Regions from separate parts of the Homo sapiens genome. Here region 1 is linked to region 2. Evidence: chromatin loops called from intact Hi-C (ENCODE). Cell type or tissue: dorsolateral prefrontal cortex. All regions are shown on one strand. Links, peaks and the distances in the headings refer to the core of each region. The heading gives the core; the rest is flanking DNA.

Evidence for each region. Hi-C counts contacts between places; a loop is a spot of excess contacts. Peaks named below come from ENCODE experiments on the same cell type or tissue, not always from the same donor. Only the 100,000 strongest peaks of a DNase experiment are listed, where the experiment ranks them.
Region 1: a loop joins it to region 2, with 2.1 times the contacts of the local background. A loop is called at or near these places in 15 of 110 quality-filtered maps.

What each region holds. Positions count from the first base shown.
Region 1 is chr3:69,449,462-69,454,836 of GRCh38, forward strand. It overlaps a transcript of FRMD4B not described here. Among named protein-coding and RNA genes, the nearest start is that of FRMD4B, 66 kb to the left of the region's middle. In dorsolateral prefrontal cortex, for the core only: a CTCF peak has its summit at 2,261 (motif pointing right); no DNase peak of the experiment used is centred there.
Region 2 is chr3:69,540,012-69,545,386 of GRCh38, forward strand. It overlaps a transcript of FRMD4B not described here. Among named protein-coding and RNA genes, the nearest start is that of FRMD4B, 160 kb to the left of the region's middle. In dorsolateral prefrontal cortex, for the core only: no CTCF peak of the experiment used is centred there; DNase peaks (open chromatin) are centred at 1,958 and 2,700; H3K4me3 peaks cover 3,232 bases; H3K27ac peaks cover 3,257 bases; H3K27me3 peaks cover 3,117 bases.

The sequences.
Region 1 (5,375 bases), core at 298-5,297, 90 kb before region 2:
ATTTGCCAGGAGGTGAAAAAGCGGATGAATGCATCTAGATATTATCTCCTAGCCCCCATTCAAATAAATGTGTATAACTTCCATCCTAAAAGGACTCTTACAGATCATCCAGTCCTATGATCACATTTTCTGGACAAGGAACCAAGGCCCAGACAAGTGAAATTATCAGCCTGAGGTCAGACAACCAGCTAAAAAGACTGAGTGTGAAATCCAGGTCTTCTGAATCAGATTCTAAATTCTTAGTCTTGTGATTTTTTTTTTCCCCTAAGGCTTTTGTTTTGTTTTGTTTTCAATGGTTATACAGGTTCAATGCAGAAATTTTGGAAAACCCAGAAAAGCACAAAGAAAAACTGTTAGACCAATTTTTAACAATTTAAAATTGTTAATCTCCATACTTTAAGACAATCACTCAAACTTTTAGTAGGGCACTATGATACAGAAACTAAGAGGGCTGCTTCTGGAGTCATATATTTGGCTTCTTATCCTGACTCCTATGCTTGACAAGCTTGTGGGCATGGAAGTTACTTTACCTTCCTCAGCCTCAGTTTCCCTGCCAGTAAAATGGGGAGAACAAGGTTCCTCAGCGTCAGTTTCCCTGCCAGTAAAATGGGGAGAACGAGGTCACTGATTTCTCAAGGTTGTGAGAATGAGGTGAGATGAAATTTGTAAAGCATCTCATACAATGCCTGCAGACAATAATCATTAGCCATCATGATTATATACTTTCAGACATTTATTTATGTTCACGTTTTTATGCTTTAAAAAAGTAAACCACTTCAGGCCAAATGTCGTGGCTCTTGCCTGTAATCCCAGCACTTTGGGAGGCCCAGGCAGGAGGATCACTTGAACCCAGGAATTATAGATCAGCCTGAAAAGAATTAGCCAGGCATCATGGCATGGGCCTGTAGTTTCAGCTACTTGGGAGACTGAGGTGGGAGGATCGCTTGAGCTCAGGTTCATTCCAGCCTGGGTGACAGAGTGAGACGCTGTCTCAAAAAAAAACAAAATAGGCTGGGGGTGGTGGCTCACACCACTAATCCCAGCACTTTGGGCGGCCAAGGCAGGCAGATCACCTGAGGTCAGGAGTTCAAGACGAGCCTGTCCAACATGGGGAAACCCCGTCTCTACTGAAAATACAAAAAATTAGCTGGGCATGGTTGTACGTGCCTATAATCCCAGTTACTCGGGAGGCTGAGGCAGGAGAATCGCTTGAACCCAGGAGGCGGAAGTTGCAGTGAGCCAAGATTGTGCCATTGCACTCCAGCTTGGGCGACAAGAGTGAAACTCCACCTCCAAAACAACAACAACAACAACAAAACCCCAACAACAAAACAACAACAACAAAAAATGTAAGCCAGTTCTGTGGCCTTTTTCCATCTGATGGTACATTTGCCATGAAAAGTCATTTTCTGATGGCCTTCCCACTAAACTAAACTTTCCCAGAAAAGTCCAAATTTAAACAGTTATCTGAAGAGCCACACACTGGGGCTCTGACTAATAAGAAGAAATTCCCACAACCCAGCTAATATCTCGAGTTTTAGATTATGTACAAGGCTGCGGCCATATCCTAATGATGACTTCTAGCAGAGCTTCAGAAAGAATGTGGCTCCCTCCTTCCACTCCGAGCCTCTGCTTCTCAGTGCTTCCAGGAACCAGCAGGGCCCCAGGGACCTTTCCACATCAGGGTAATATCAGAGGATGATGTGTGATTTTATCATAGCCAGGGTGGTGATTTCCAAGTAAAGTAGGGATGGTTTTTGAGAATAAAAACTGTCCTGCTGCGATCTCTTTTCTTCCTATCCTGCACCAAAACAAACAAACAAACAATAAACCACTACCTACATTTGTGAGACTCCAGAAAGAACTGTTGGCCTGGCAATGATCAGTGACTGATGGATGATAGCTGTAGGAAGTGCTGTGATAAGGTTTATGAAGCTGTAGCCTGGATCAGTGGAAGAATATATTGTGATTGATCAGCAATGTCTGCAGTGGAAGGTGGAAACAGCACGGTGGTACACAGGCCATGGTGCTGTCCTCCCTGGTCTATTTTAATGTCTTCTCTTTATAGGTATGAAAAATAAGGTTTACAGCAATGAGGTATCATGGCTTATCCACCCACAAGTGCAGAGACAGAACATGGCAAAGCTGAGACTAGCAACCATTCCTTATGGTTTGTAGCTCAGCAATCCTCTCATGCCAAGATGCCTTTCTTCTCTGGTGGGTAAGATGGTTTACTTCTTATAACCACTAGGTGGTCCTGGCATGTTACAACCTATTCAGATCACTTCCATAATGAAAAAATTATGCCAAGATAATTTAAAAAAACACCAGTCCCAGCTCTGTACTAAGGCCCTGGCAACAGCCAGCACACAGCTGTTATGAGGATGCATATTCTCTTTTGACAAAAGACAGGTGGCTGGTGGTGTCATGTTGGTCTGAGATAACATACTGTGCAGAAAGAGAGACAAGCAGGGAAGGAGAGATTTCTTTCCCAGACTCTCACATAAATGGATTTCTTCTTTGCATAATGGAGCTCTAAATAAATAAAATACAAAACAAATGTTTACAATATTGTTGAGACACTGAGTTGTTCCTCTCCAGGAAAATGGAATTCAACACGAACTTTATAATGGTAGGAGGAAGAAGCATCATCATTTATTCCTTCATATGTTCACCAGATTATTTACTAAGTGCCAGCCATGTGCAAAGCACTAGGGATGCAACAGTGATCGGAAGAGAAATAGTTTATGTCCTCACATGAAGTCTACTGGGAAAGCTGGACTATTAACAAGCATTGTAATAAGTGTGTATATACAAAGAAGAAGACAGTATTGAGGAAGCAACTGGGCAGAGGTGAAGGATCAACAGGATTGGCATGCTTAAGTAGAAAGGGCATGTGATTTGGAGCTGGTCAAAAGCGAAATCTTTTCTTGCCACTTACCGAGTGGGTGACCTTGAGCAAGTCATTTAGACTTTCTACCCCAATTTCCTTATCTGTGAAACAAAGCTAATAATTTCTACCCTGTCAGGATTATGCTAGGTATTGAGTTAAAGTTTATTAAGTTCCCAGGGAAGCCTGGCACAGAGTATGAGTTCAACACATATTTGTCAAGTGAATGAAAGAATCATTATCAAATACACATTGGATCTCTAATAGAAAAAGTGACACTTGGGCAGAGACTGATGAAACAGAGAGAAACTAGACATTAGTCTTGTCTTATACCTATTTAGAGACTGAGACTATATAGCAAATAGCAAATTCATAAAGAAGCACATTTCATGTGGCTAGGTCAGGAAGTACTCTACAACAGAACTGTCTAGCAGAAACATAACGTGGGTCACAAATGACAGGCACATGTATAATTTTCAGATTTCTGCAGCCACATTAATAAAAGTAAGAAAGAAAAATAGAATAAGTTTAGCAATATATTTAACCCAACATAGCCAAAACATTATTATTTTACATATAGCTGACGTAAGTTTATTGATACAATATTTTGCATTCTATTTTTCGTACTAAGCCTTCAAAATCCAGTGTGTGCTTTATATTTACACTACATCTCAATTTGGCCTTGCCATGTTTCAGATGCTCAGTTGCCATGTGTGGCTAATGGCTTCCATACTGGACAACACAATTCCAGAAGTGTGGGGATGGGAGAGTTTATTGAAGACACAGGCAGTCAGGTGGGCTTAGGGAAGAGATGAAGAGATGGGCTTGAGTAGATGGCCATTAAAAGACCTGATTTGGTGTTTTTAAAAGCTGTATCTATGTACAGTGCCTTGTGTTGCAGCACCTTATAGAAGCCTCTTGCATCTGGCTGGCTCTGTGTCAGGGACCTTCTGAATCTACTTCTGGTGCAGGGGTCATATTCTTGCATTTGGTCCTTACTCTCTGATGGCACCTTCAGACTCTCAGACTGTACTTTGCTTCCTGGTACCCTCTGACTTGGCACCGTGCATAGCGCCGGGCACCTGGAAAGCACATGTATGTAAAAGCAGATTTCTTGGCTGCATAATGCAGCTCTAAATAAATAAAATACAAAGTGATGCCTGGAGCTAGCCAAACTCTGGCTCTCAAAGCTGCTAGGGCTATCAGAGTTGTCCTCTAGCCTAGGGAGACACACAGAGTTACAAGTTTAAAAAATCCCAGGAATATTCCCAGTAGAAAACCAATCTCAGCATGGCTTCCCAGTGGGGGAGAGATGGGCACATGGCCTGGCTGGGGTGCATGGCATTTGGCAGAGAGGAATTGGAAAAAGGAGGAGATGATTATCTGACGCTTTGAGAGCAGGTCCTGGCCAAGTGCATTCTCTAAGGTGAAATGGAGTAAGGAAATCCATGTAGCCAAGAAAAGTGCAGTGATGTGTACCAGAAAGAAATTCAGATGATGGATAAAGGATGAGTGAGAAAAATGGATGTGAAAGGAGGGAGGCAGAAGCCTAGAAAACAAGAGTCCCCATAAGAACTTGGTATCTCCTCACTTAAGCAAGCATTGATGTGTCCCCCGCACTGGGACCCAAGCTGGATCACAGTGGTGGGCTGCACCCATGTTTGCCTCCTCCTCAGGCCTATACCATCCCACAGCCCAGGACAATCAAATAAATAAGAGAAGTAGATTGGATGAGGAGGCAGAACACATTCTCCTGCTGTATCCCCAGCGATAACAGTAACAATGAAGAAGGAGGAATTTCTGAGTGGGCTGTAATTTCTGTTCAATAGTATCATCAAAGGAACTCCTGTCCCATGTGTAGAAGGAGATACTCACTCCCTGACTTTACCCAACTAACAGCAAGTAGGAACGTTGGGAGGTGACAGCGTGCTGGCAGCCCTCGCTTGCTCTCTGCCCCTCCTCGGCCTCAGTGCCCACTCTGGCCGCACTTGAGGAGCACTTCAGCCAGCTGCTGCACCGTGGGAGCCCCTCTCTCTGGGCTGGTTGAGGCCAGAGCCACTCCCTCTGCTTGCTGGGAGGTGTGGAGGAAGAGGTGCAAGTGGGAACCAGGGCTGTGCGCCACACTCACGGGCCAGCGCCAGTTCCAGGTGGGGTGGGCTCGGCAGGCCCTGCACTCCCAGCAGCTGGCCGGCGCCACCGGCCCCGGGCAGTGAGGGGCTTAGCACCCAGGCCAGCAGCTGCGGAGGGTGTGCCGGGTCCCCCAGCACTGCCGGCCCGCCCACGCCACACTCTAATTCTGGCCAGGCCTCAGCCACCTCCCCGAGGGGCAGGGCTTGGGACTGCAGCCCACCATGCCTGAGCCCCGCAGTGGGCTCTGGTGCAGCCAGAGCCTCCCCAAAGGGCACCACCCCCTGCTCCGTGGCACCAGGTCCCATCAACTGCTAAAGGGCTGAGGAGGGCAGGCGCACCATGCAGGACTGGCGGG
Region 2 (5,375 bases), core at 150-5,149:
GTGAAACCCGGTCTCTACTAAAAATACAAAAATTAGCCGGGCTTGGTGGCACATGCCTGTAATCCCAGCTACAAGGGAGGTTGAGGGAAGAGAATCGCATGGGCCTGGGAGGCAGAGGTTGCGGTGAGCCGCGATCGCGCCACTGCACTCCACTCTGGGTGACAGAGTTCGAAGGAAAAAAAAAGGAAGAATTGTAGAAACACCAATACATCCACCACCTGTCTTGTGACACTTAATTTAGAGACAAAAATATATACAGAGTGCTTACTGAGTGTCAATCTCTCTTAAATATCATCTTTTTAAATTTATTAAAAATATATAGGCCGGGTGCCGCGGCTCACCCCTGTAATCCCAGCACTTTGGGAGGCCGAGGCGGGCGGATCACAAGGCCAGGAGATGGCGACCAGCCTGGCTAACGCTGTGAAGCCCCGTCTCTATTAAAAATACAAAAAATTAGCCAGGCGTGGTGGCATGCGCCTGTAATCCCAGCTACTCGGGAGGCTGAGGCAGGAGACTCGCTTGAACTCGGGAGGCAGAGGTTGCAGTGAGCCGAGATCGGCCACTGCATTCTAGCCTGGGCGACAGAGTGAGACTCTGTCTCTAAAAAAAAAAAAAAAAAAAAAAAATATATATATATATATATATATATACACACACACACACACACACACACACACACACGGCAGTTATTGTTATTGTTATTATTTTCTTCATACTCATTACCACCACCACTGCAGCACATCCCTTTCGGAGGCACTGTCTTGTTAAGAGCCTGGCATCTGAAATTAGATCTTACATAAACCACAGATTACTGGTGGGACTTCCGGTAAGTTACTTAACCTCTCTCAAGGGCTAGGTTTACCACTTCATGGATTATGGATGATGCCCCAAAAGTGCCTACCAGGATGCCTGGCACACAGTAAGCTCTCTAAACCACCACTCTTCACAGCATGTGTATGACATATGAAAGTGCGTCTTGATGAGGTTAAGTAAGGCGAAGCTGCTTTTCTTCCCCTCTAGACATTTGATTTGGAAACCCCACAGATCCATTCCCTTTAGGACGGGAAACAGCACGTCGGGGATCGCGCTATAATCTTGTACACATCTTTCGAGTTGGCTAGTAAATTTCTGGGGCGACATTACCTAATCTTCAAGGATCAACCAGCTTCCCGGAAAGACTGCTGCCATCAGCACCCTAAGGTCTTTCTTCCCGAAAGGCCCAGCCTCTAGTCGCAGCCGTCTGGGTACCAGCAAACACACCAAATCAGTTCGCGAAGTTCAGAGGACTTGGCTCTGGTATGTTTACAAGTCCTAACAGATCGCAGGAATGTTCAGGATAATTATTACCCCACCCAGGAGCGCCCAGCCCAACCCTCTCACATCTGGAAGGAAGCGGCCACACAAAGGAGAGCGAGAGAGAGAGAGAGACCTCCTCCTGCGGCTGCTTTCTCAGGCGGGAGAAGATTTAATACACGTCTCACCCCTTTTGTGAACAAGAGCAGGCACTGTTCAGTATCCTTCAAAGCACAGGACATCCAATGCAAGGGAAGAGTTTGTCCTCTATTCCAAACGAAATGGCATTTCTCAAAGTAGGAGCTAAAGATTATATTTATTTTTTCCTCCCCAGATGAAAATGAAAAGTGAAATACTCCACAAAATAAGAAGCTATTCACATGCACACTGCCTCTCCAACATAGGAGCGGCTAGGATCTGAAACACCTATTTGAAAAGGGCAGCCAAACGAAACCCTTAGTGTCCTCTGCTAACTCCAGGGATTTCCCCCCCCTCTTTTCGCTGCCTTTTAGAAGTATCTCTGGGGGCCAGATCTGGGCTTCATCAGCTTTTCTCCCGACCTCCCACGAACGCGCGGCAACCGAAGCACGCGGTCCCCGGCGGCGCGTTTGCAAACCCCACCAACGCCAACGCCTCGAAACCGCCAAACTTCCTGTCTCCATACCACCAAAGCGACCAAAGCGCCGTGCCAAGTGCCCCAGGGACTCCAGCGGAGGCTGCACTAGACCTCGAGCCCCAGGGCGGGGTTTTCCGCTCTCCCAAACTCCTGGGACCCGCACCTCCGCTGGGGGTCTCCAAACGTGCGCGCTGCGCCCGGGGCGCACCGGGCGCGCCCGTGGCCGCGTCTTGCGGCCTCGCCCTGGCAGCACGCTTGGGGAGCCCGGGGCGGTCGCCCACCTACCTGCTCCGCCACCTCCTCCCTGCGGCGCTCCGGGGCTGTAGACGGCTACTTTATTGTCTCGGCTGCGCACCGCGCGGGACCTGGGGACCCGGCTCTGCGCCAGTCCTGCAAGTCCACTCTGCGCTGTGCCTTCCCCGGCGGCGGCTGCCTTCCTCTTCTTCCTCTTCCTCTCTGTCCAAGCTCCAGCTCAGCACGTGAGCTACGCAGCCCGACTCCCGGGCTCTCTGGGCAGCCAGCGCCTGCCGCATCCCCCGGCCCGGGTCTGCAGGTCGCCCCCGCCACCGCCGCTCGCCGTGCGTCCTCGCTTTGCTCCACACTTACAGCTGTGCCCCGGGCCGCCTTTCTCGCGTCCTTCCGTCCTGCCTGCCTCCTCTCGCTGTCAGCCGGGGCTTTCGGCTCCCTCTCTCCCCAGCAGCCCCCGCCCGCCGCCTCTCCGGGGGCTGGGGCGGCCGCTGCCAATGAGGCTCGGCTGATGCGCTGTTCCGGCCCAGTCATTGTATCGGGAGGGAAGGAAGGGGAGGGGGAGAGGGAGGAAGGGAGGGGGCGCCCTCGGCCCCCGCCGCACGGGGCTGCGGGCTGGGCTAGCCTTCCCCGGCAGAGAAAGGGCGCCGGTGCCAGGAGGCGCGGAGCGGTGCCTGCCAGGAGGAGGGGAAAGAGGGGGTCACCAGCCCGCGCCTCTCCATCGCTCCCTCCGACTCCTCCAAGCTCTGGGCGGAACTTGATTCTGCCTCACCGGCTTCAGGCATCCCAGGACCTGAGTGCTGTTAGAATAAAGGGTATGAGGCACCGGTGGCAGAGGGAGGCGCAGAATGCACCCAGCCACCCAAGAGGGGCTGGCGAAATGACTCCTGAGATCCCTGCAAATCTGAAACCATTGCACTTGAAGACAGAAAGAAAAAAAAAAAAAGGCGAGTCTATCCCATATCAGGCATTTATCCCTAAGAACAATTTTTGTTTTATTATGCGTTCTTTACATGAAACTCGGGAGGCTCAGAGAGGTTAGCTCAAAATAGCTGATGAGTGACAGGGCAGAGATTCCAACTTGATCTGGTGCTGAGTGTAACACAGCAAATGGGAGAGGAAGGAGAGGAAAGGAGGATTCTTCATGAACGACTTCCTATTGAGAGTTTTTATATTCTCTTCAAATGAGCTGACAAGGAGAGAACCAAAGGTGATCCGACAGGGCTGGGAGAAAATATTTCCCAAACAGCCTTAAATGTATGTCCCGTGACCAGACTTCACTTCTCCATACACCGTGAATTAATTTTTCTCTACACACTATGAATTAATTTATTTTAAAAAGCAAATCCATTTTTAAAAATAATTGTCTCACAACTACACAATCACATAGCTTTGGATTTTTGTTGAAAATTAAATTGATTTATCCAATATCAATATTTTAAAGACTCCACAGTTTCTGTGACCGTGGTTTTGGCCTTTCTTCCTCCTTCTCCTCCAACTTCCCCTACCCGTCTTTCTCCCCCTTCCTCCCTTCCTTTTTGACAGGTCACCAGCCTAGAAAAAGAATGGGGGCACGGGGCATCTTGATTTCACAGGCCCTGGTGTAGCTGCTACTGACATGAGGGAGCAAGTAGCAAGCAAGATCTGAAGTAGTAAAGGTTCAAGATAGCATGTTGCGGAATATTGTATGTGTGCAGAATGAGGTTTAATTACATTTGCTTCTGATGTTGAATGGATTGTTTGCTTTTAATTAAATAGAATATATTGAATGAATAGCTAACATTTATTGAGTGGTAATTACACGCCCGGCCTCCCCACCCTGTCCCCAAGACTTGAGCTAAATAAGCACTTCTCTTGGCATCATCTTATTGCGTTCTCCTGGGAGAATGGGAGTGGACTGAAAGCCCCCTGTGGCCAGGGTCTATGTTCGCCTTGTTCAGCATCAGGCACATAGCAATGGCTATTCAGTGTCAGTTGAGTTAAGGGAGCCCTGTTTTACTAAGGAGGAACCTGAGGCTCTGAGAGGTTAGTTGACCTGCCTGATAGTATGAAACTAGAAAGTGGCAGTGCCTATCTATAAATGCAGGTCTGGTAACTCGCTACCCGTTGCACAATACAATCTATTCAACAGGTATTGGAGCATAAGGACCCCAGGTAGGGGAGTGATGCAATGAATAATGGTTTGCCCAGTGCTCACAAATGCCACAATTTCTCCAGAGAGAAAATAAATACATGTAGCATAGTCATTAGAAAACACTACAGAGTGTAGGGCAAAATGGAACAATGCAGGTAAAATGCCCAGCTTAAGGCTGGGCATCTAAGAAGTGTGTGGCATTTATTATGTTTGGGGAAAAAACTGGATACAGACTATTACATGAAAATGCAATGTAAGAGATGTCAGAAAGGTTTATCTTTATTGGTGAGAGTAGTCCAGAAGAATTTCCTTGAAGATGTGGGATATTTACTGGATTTTCTTGGAGCAAAGGGGCTTTGGCTTAAAAATGGGGGCTCCAGGTTTGTTCTATGTGGGTTTGAAGCCCAGCTTTTCAAAATACTCAGCCTTTCTAGGCTTCATTTTCTTTTTCTGTTAAACAGGGTTAATAATAATGCATTACTTACAGGGGTATTGTAAGGATTAAATTAGTTAATATGTGGAAAGCATTTGGAATAGTGCCTCATGCATGATAAATGCTTAATAAATACTAGCTATTATTATTAAAGGACAGAGGCTGATTTCTTTCCAAATTCCATCTTCTGAAAAATAAATATTTATAGAATAAATATTTATAGAATAAATATTTATAGAATAAATATTTATGGAATATTTATGGAAAACAGCAAAATTAAAACCACAACACAATTGAACCTGCAAAAACTTTTTTTCCTTTATTTTATCCTAATATAGAATTATCAACCTGGCTGCATATTAGAGTTCTGGGGATGTTTTTTCTTTATTTGTTTGTTTGTTTTCAATACTGGAAACAATTATATTAGAATCTCTGGGGGTGGAGTTTGGGCATCAGGATTTTCTTAAAGCTTTGTAGGTGAAATCATTATACAGTAGGGATTGGAATCACCGAAATGTCCATAGGATGTCCGTAGGAACTACCTGAAACCTACTCATGGACTACGTATTTGGATTCTGTATTATAGACTTGGCTGCAGGAACCACATCCAGAGGGAAAACAACACATCCTTTACTTTTTGTGTGACTAGTAAA